Linked DNA regions of Homo sapiens: region 2 is linked to region 1. A link is a contact called in ENCODE Hi-C data. All regions are on one chromosome and are shown on one strand. Each heading gives the region's core, a stretch centred on a gene start or an enhancer-like site at or near the end of the contact. The rest is flanking DNA. Distances are from core to core; before and after follow the strand shown.

What was found. Hi-C counts contacts between places; a loop is a spot of excess contacts on that map. Pooled maps may share reads with other maps.
Region 2: a map of dorsolateral prefrontal cortex shows a loop between it and region 1 (5-fold over the local background). The contact joins two enhancer-like sites. A Hi-C loop is called at or near these places in 3 of 168 maps with a recorded cell type or tissue (PC-3, dorsolateral prefrontal cortex and posterior cingulate gyrus) and 3 of 50 pooled maps.

Annotation. Positions count from the first base shown.
Region 1 is chr12:28,868,990-28,872,880 of GRCh38, reverse strand. No RefSeq gene overlaps it. Among named protein-coding and RNA genes, the nearest start is that of FAR2, 280 kb to the left of the region's middle. Within about 2 kb of position 1,685, at least 2 of the 41 ENCODE cell types and tissues checked have a DNase peak (open chromatin) inside an H3K27ac peak, as active enhancers do.
Region 2 is chr12:29,064,608-29,068,895 of GRCh38, reverse strand. No RefSeq gene overlaps it. Among named protein-coding and RNA genes, the nearest start is that of FAR2, 83 kb to the left of the region's middle. Within about 2 kb of position 2,780, at least 2 of the 41 ENCODE cell types and tissues checked have a DNase peak (open chromatin) inside an H3K27ac peak, as active enhancers do.

The DNA.
Region 1 (3,891 bases), core at 436-2,935:
CTTGCCAGTAGGGGTAGCTGCTGAGCTGCCAAAAGTTGACCTTCTATTAGAGAGTCAGCCCAGGTGGGAGCTTGGAGAACTGGTCCAAGTTTTCCAGTTTATTTCCAACCACTCCACCTAAAATACGGTATCTTCCAGCCATGCAGAAGATACCATACTTTACCACATTACTCACCATTACTTTACCGCACCCAAGTTGCTTTTGCTCACATTGTTCTCTTTCTGCCAGGAATATTATTTCCTTCCTACTCTTCAAAGCCCAGATCAGATATGACCCTTTGTGAACCAACCACCCAGGAACCCCTACATGAAACAAATCTTCCCCTAAACAATGTGCCTGTCCATTCTTTCTTTCTATCATCTACCTATCTATATCTATCTCTATTATCTATCTAATATCTATCTATCATCTCTATAGCTCACACTGTGTTGCAGGTGGTTGTTTACCTATCTGTTTCTCCATCTGGAATGTGAAGTTTCTGAGGGCAAATTCATGTGGCATTTACCTTTATATCCCAGAACCTAGTACAATTGCTGCCATATACACACTCCTCTGGACAAGGAAGTGGTCACTATCAAGAAATCATATCAGGATTGCTTAAAGAGTTTATATTCCAAAAGATACCATGATATTTTGGGGCCAATAGGATTTTTAGGTCTAGCTATTCATCCAAGGAGTAAGAAACATACTTCTCATTGAACTCCGTAGGCAACATATTGGTACGTGTGAGCTGAGTGATTCCTGGCTGAGGCAGCTTCCTCACTTTAAGGGGTTGCATTTTTTATAGGATAGCAAAGGGAGCGGAAATTGAACAGTTAAAGTTATTAGAAACCCGGAGAAGAGAGGTACTGAAGATACCCACAACATGCCCTGGATAGACAGCGCATGCATGTCTGGAGTCAATGAGAATTGCCATCCCTGGTAGAGAGGGTCTGAGCCTCCATCTGGGTCATAAAACCAGCAGAGTAGATTTTTCTTGCAGGCCAATCATAATGCTTAAGAAATGATTCCCCACTGACTTCTTTCACCACCAGGTAGTTTTAGGAGATGAGAGTGGGGTGGGAAAGGGAGGATTTCAAGAATCAGAATTCTTATAACAAGGAAGAATTTCCACATCAAAACCTGGATTTGTAGATCTGTTTTATGCCAAGTGTGAAAAGGCACGAAATAGCTAGGCATGAGCTATTCCCCAAAGACTTGTCCTTTACTAGAAAGAACTTTATAAATGTTAATAGGTACTAGACTAGCTGGAAGCAGATTTGCTCTGGGCCCAAAAACGTAAAATAATCATCACTTTGTTTGTCTGATTCTAAACGGACTTAGTATTGATTTGCATTATAAGAATTCCAAATTCCCACCACTCTGGGAAAGTCATCCAAACCCACTACTTTTCATTCCTGGTAGTTTTCTGCACATGAAACTTCCTTTTCAATTTTGTACCAAGTCTGGAGAAGAATACACATGAGAGAAAGTCTGACCATTGCATCTGCTCTCTTTCCATGGTTCCAGCCCAAACACTTGAGAATGGGTTCCATTTCAACTGGTTTCAAGGGTGTGGCTCAAGTTCAGTCTGTGTACAAAGGAAGGAGTTCAAATTAGTCATAGACCCTAAGAAAGCCTGAGAACAAAAAGTAGGTATAGTATGTACCAGAGGGTTTGCCTCTATTACATGGGACTTAGAAACACACATTATCACTGCATTTCCTGTCATAAAAATATAAGTTCAGAATTTTAGAGTGAAAGAGACTTTAGAAATTATCTCCCTTACTTTACAGTTAAGGATAGACCATACAGTGAGTCAGCAGTGCTGAGGCCAGACACTTCATCTTCTAACTTCCTCAGCACACCTCTTCCTCTCTACTGCAAACTCTCTCCATTACAGAACATTTAATTTTTTTTTTTTTTTTTTTGACAGAGTCTTGCTCTGTCACCCAGGCTGGAGTGCAATGGCGCAATCTCAGCTCACTGCAACCTCCGCTACCCAGGTTCAAGCTATTCTTCTGCCTCAGCCTCCTGAGTAGCTAGGATTACAGGTGCGTGCCACCACACCTTACTAATTTTTGTATTTTTAGTAGAGATGGGGTTTCACCATGTTGGCCAGGCTGGTCTCAAACTCCTGACCTCAGATGATCCATCGGCCTCAGCTTCCCAAAGTGCTGGGATTACAGGCATGAGCCACTGCGCCTGGCCAGAACATTTTAACTTTTAGATCTTTTCATGCATAATATAAACTTAATGCATGTAGCAAGCCTATTTATTCATTTATGAATTTAATACATATTAATTGCCTACTATGTGCCAACATTGTTCTGGCTGCTTTGGAATATTTTAGTGAGCAAAATACACTAACATCCCTATACTTGCAGAGTTTATATATTCTAGTGGGATAGTTAAGACATACATACTCATGCCCATTTGACAGATCAAAAAATGAAGACTCATAAAAAAGTAGCTTGGAAAACAAGTTAACTAATAACAGATTTGGCACTGTGATTTAGAATTATTGCCCCAGACCTGGCCTGGAATGAATACACAAATTCATGGTTCTATCTTGAAATATATTCAGAGCCTCAGGAGGTAGAAAATTCTGTTCACACACAGTCCTTATTTAAGTCGGGCACAAGTCAGTCTAAGGACTGAAGCTGTGTGAGGAGGAAGAGCCACAAGGCTTTTATTTAAAGAATGCAGATTTATTAGGTTTGCTTCTAAGTCTGCATGTCACTTCACTTTCTTGGTGATTGCTGTGGGTTGAATTATCTTTCCCAAAGATACGTTGAAGTGCCCAGTAGTTCAGAATGTGACCTTATGTGGAAACAGGGTCTTTATATGGGTAATCAAGTTAAAATGAGAGCATTAGGGTGGGCCTAATCCAATATGACTGGTGTCTTTATAAAAAGGAGAAATTTGGACATGGAGACAGATATATATAGAGGGAAGATAATGTGAAAATGCAGAGAGAATGCCATCTACAAGCCAACGAATGCCTGATGCTACCAAAAGCCAGGAGACAGGTGTGGAACAGATTCTCCCTCAGTGCCCTCAGAAACAACCAGTCCTGCTGATATCTTGAGTTTGGATTTTTAGCCTCCAGAACTGTGAGACAATACATTTCTGTTGTTTCAGCCACCTGGTATGTAGTACCTTTTTAATGGCAGCCCCAGGAAATGAATGTAGAAATGATTACCACATTCAATTTCCCCTTTTCCACATAAGGTCACATTCAAAGACCCTGTTTCCACATAAGGTCACATTCTGAACTACTGGGCACTTCAACAGAGCATGTCAGTTTCTTTCATGTTCTTATAAAACGAAATCATCTTTTTATTTTTATGCCCCCTTGAGTTCTCCCACATTTCCCTAGTCACGGACACAGATTTGCTGAGGTTAGAGATGGAAGATAAACAGGTCTCAGGCAAGTATTATACAGACACAGACGGAGTGAATGTCTGCTCCAAACACCTCCCCTAGTTGGTCACTCACACACTCAGCATTTCATAGCTCTGGGCAACTGTCTATAAATGACGGAATACCCAGCTCCAGAGATAAAGGAGATCTGTTCTCTTACTGTTTATTGTTAAGTCTGAAATTTTCAAAAGTTGTAGCCATATGACTCATGCAGTTAACAAACCCACATAATGTGAGAGATACAAGGGAATAAAGCACTCTGACTCCATTTGTACCAAAAAAACCCTCCAAATTGACGATTTACAGAAGAAAAAAACATGAAGTTTTTTCCTAGTGCACTCCCTTTGAAATTCACAGAGAAAGAGCTTGTCTTGCATGCACTTAGACACCACCAGTCAAAATAAAGGATGAAATTGGGAGAAATTGGGATAATCTGAATTTCAGATGATTCTTTTAGTATCTATGGTAGTCAATTTATTTATCAT
Region 2 (4,288 bases), core at 1,531-4,030, 190 kb before region 1:
GGCAGATATGGATTTTTTTAGTGAGAAATATAAGGAAAGGCAGATAATATTTTACATAAGACCTCATGAACATTATGTTATTCATCAATCAAAATAATGATTCTTGGAGATAACTTTCTCTGATAACCAAGAAAGAAAAGGTACCATTATGGTCTCAGTTTCAGTTTAAGTTCTTAGATGTAAACAATAGAAGCTGTGTATGGGAAATGCATGTGGAACAATAAGTTATTTTATTAGTAAATGGATGTAGGATTTGGAGAAGATAATTACAATGTCTAAAGTTGGTATAGAATTAATGTCTGGAAAGAACCCTTATAAATTCACAAGTAAAAGGTAGTGAAACAAAAAGAAAAATGGACACAGGATATGTCACGAAAGGAGAAACTCAAATAGCTAACAAATACATATATAACAAGTAAATAAACAACTGGTAATCAGGGAAACAACAGCACTTCGCATCAGTCAGAGTATGAAAAATAAGAAAGTAGGATGATGCCAAGTGCTGGCAAGAGTGCGGGGAAGTAGGAAACCACGCATACCTGATGAGAGTAGAGACGGATATACACATTTTGCATATGTCCTATCTAGTAATCCTCCTCATAACATAGACTCCAGAGAAATGAATATATATGTCCATGAAGGGGTATGCTTGAAGATGTTTATTGTGGCATTGTTACAGCAGGGAGCTGGAGGCAACAACCAAATTTGCCATCATTAGGAGAAGAGATAAACTAAATACGATAACGATTATTATGTATTACTGTGTGGCAGAGGCAATGAATTACAGTACCTACAAAAACACAGATAGATCTTATTATCAGAGTGTTCAGTGAAAAAAAATAGAATGATATGCAGCTTAGCACCACTTATGTAAATTTAAAAATCACATGATACCCAAAACGATGACATAGGTTTTCAAAGAAATACACACACACACACACACACACACCCACATATCCCTGTACATATACCAACACATTACAGTAGGTATCCTTGCTGGTGGTAGAATGAAAGAATCAAAAGGTGAAACAATGGAAGAAATAATGAGATAAAGCAGGAAAATAGTCTTCTAGCAAGACAGCATAGGAGTACAATTAAATCAATTTCTGTTTGGATTTGAGTTCCAAAAGAAAAAAAAGGAAATTAAAAAGAGGATGCTGGGTAAATTTATAAATTTCTAGGAGAAATAGAGAACCATGTGCTTGGTGGCTGTGTGACCTGGAAAAATACTCACAGTCTTGTCACAGACTGGTTCAGTGAGGAAGCTGCAGTAACTTCCTCTGAGCACTGGACACTTTAGCTTGCAGTGCCAATCCCGCTGGCACTGACTGTTGGATGCTGCCACCCAGACCTCTGCACTGTTGGCCCAAGAACTTTGTCTTCCTGCTTCAGAGAGAATCCTTTTCAGTTACTTACTACCTCCCAGTTCAGAGTCAGGGATGAGAGTTACCAGTTTAATGGTGCCCATGTCATGTGTCCATAAAAGAAATGGCAGATATCCACCATGGACCCCAAAACATTGAAGTCAAGTTTTCAAAAACAAGTAGACATTCAAACATGAAATGGATGCTGATTGAGTATTAGAATTAGAACAAGAAAAGGAGATGTCTTTTACTACCCTCTTTGCAGATGAAGTTAATGTGAATGATGATGAACAGACTTTCCTCAGAAGACTGTTTCTTCTTGTGATTTCCAGAGGGATATATTGATGTGGGGGATAAATATGAAATGAAGAGTGGGCTTGTGAACCTGTGCCATCACCAAACTTTGTTAAACACCATAATCGTTTGTGATTTAGTCTTAGGGATAAACAAAGTCATATTAAGGCATGCTTAGCTCCCTTCATAATATATCATGAAATAAGCATTTTAAAATTAAGTATAAACTGGCATTTCAATTTTGTCATACCAGCTACTGTGCCCATGTGTCCTGCAATGTATATAAATTATGTAATTTAGGAGTATGGGACCCCAATATAAAGAGATAAATGAAAGGGTACACTAGGAACATGGACAGGCAGGAAAGATGGTGAAAGAAACAAGTGTCGTGCAAGGATTTACCTAGAGAAAAGAAGGTGAAGGAGAAGAATAGTATTGGAAAAGGATAGTTTTAAAGTCTAATTGGAATTATCCAGTAGCTTATTGGACTTACATCTCACATTTTCTACCTTCTATTATTTTATAGCCACTATATAATTTTTATTCTCTCTGTAAAGGAGGCCTAGAAAAGAGAAAGATGTGACTCTCAAAATAATAAAATGTTTGCTATCGCTATAAAACTTTTTAATGGAATAGGAGATTTGATTTAAACATGATTTAAAATGGCTAGCAGCTTTTATTAAAATAAATTGTAAATTGTCCTAGTTCCTCATTGTCTTTTCCTCTTTTGTTCTTATGACATATTTAACTACTATTATTCTTCATAGAATGAGTCATAGATGAGTCATCTTCATTGAAATGAGAGTGTTCTGTGTCTTGGCATCTGTGTGTGTCTGTGTGTGTGCACATGCGCATGTGTGAAAACAAGTGTGTGTGTAAATCAGCCAGGGTCTTGGCAAAAACCAGAGTTCATTCATAGAACTCAAATGAAGAGACTTCAATAGTATAAGGGGAAGCAGGCTTAAGAGGACAAACAAGGCACAATTTGTCACTTAGACTAGTAACAATGAGAAGCAATTGTTTCTTTGGGAACAGAGGAGGACATAGAGTGACCAGATCCCAGTGGGAGTTGTGATTGGAAGGGACACAGCTGCCACCAGAGATAATAGTGCCAAGCAGAGAGAGGTCAGGAAAGAAATGTCCCAACATTTTTCTTCTTCTGCCTTCCAATCCCCTGCTGGCCCATCTGCTTGTCAAATCCAACTGGAAGTCAGCCATTAGGGAGTTCTCAAAGTGCAATTCATTAAGAGCAGCCTACTTAATACAGAGAGGGGAAGAAAAGAGTGGAGAATGGATCTAAGTGAGGAAATAGATAGAGACTGGCACATTCCATTGCTTTGTCCACAAAGCATCTATTCTTGCCCATTATTTAGAAGATGAAGATGTTGTCATTCCTAACACCAAGGAGACACAAAATCCCTACCAGATAGTGATGGAATGATGTCAGTCACACATTAACTTCAACTGGAACTTAAATTGTAGCATTCTCCCCCATCACACAAACCTCTCACACAAAGTATCAGGGAGAGGGGAGAAAAATAATCAATCAACACAAAATATGCATAATGACTACAGTTTCTAGAACTGTATCCTGTTATTAGACCAAGGCTTATCATCATATTTTTTTCTTCCATCATCCATTCAACATTTCCCTTATACTCTGCTTATATATTCCACTTAGGCAGAGGTCTTTATCAGGTAGGCAACAGATTTCATTTCTGAAAAATCTGTTATCATAGTCCTGTCTCTATTGAGTTGCTGCAATTTCCTATTGAGAAATGGCTTACATGCAGGTGGCTTAAATTGGGAAGTGATCAAAGGAAGCAGTAATGAGAAACAAGGGAAGAAAAACAGGGAAGAGATGAAGCCATTACAGGGTAGGGGGTGCATTGTCAAGTTGGCTATGCTATGGGTGACTGGTACTCAGTTCTGCAGGTCCATCTGAGGAGCCTTTAGAATTGCATCTTAGAACTGGCTTTTCAGGGTATGAAAAGCTAAGAATGTATTATTTGACTCTTTTGCCAGTCTGTCAAAGCATTTTCTCATATGTGTTAATTTCCATAGGTTAGATGTGAAAAAGTACTGAGTAGATTCCCATAGGTGACCCATGCTGTGTGTCAAAGACACACAGGACAGGAAGCAAAAGATACACAGCAAAGGAATGAGCTGAGGTGCTGGCAAATTTGCAGTTGCATAAAGCTAGTCTGTGACTTGTGGAAATAGCCACAGTAGCAGTGGCTGGAGTTAAGGGTGGAGCTGTGCGGAAAAGAGGTAGGATACAAGATATATCTGATGCGTTACATAATATAATGCAAACACCAAGTGTGGAAGTAATAATGACTAACAAGGTTGAGAGTGGAGTCCAGAAAACCATGGAAGAGACATTTAACTTGAATATAATTTTGAAATACGATTATCAGTCTTGGAGGGGGCGGGCATTTTAGAGGGGCCAGTATGTGCAAAGGCCCATGTAGTATGCAAAAACTAAATCAAAGTGCTGGTTTTCTCAGCATCCCAGATCTACCTGTTCTTTTTTATTTCATGATCTTTTAATTGTATGTTAAGATATTTGAAAAGTGAGCATATCCTCAGATGATGTGATTTTATCATCCATTTCCTGATCTATACAA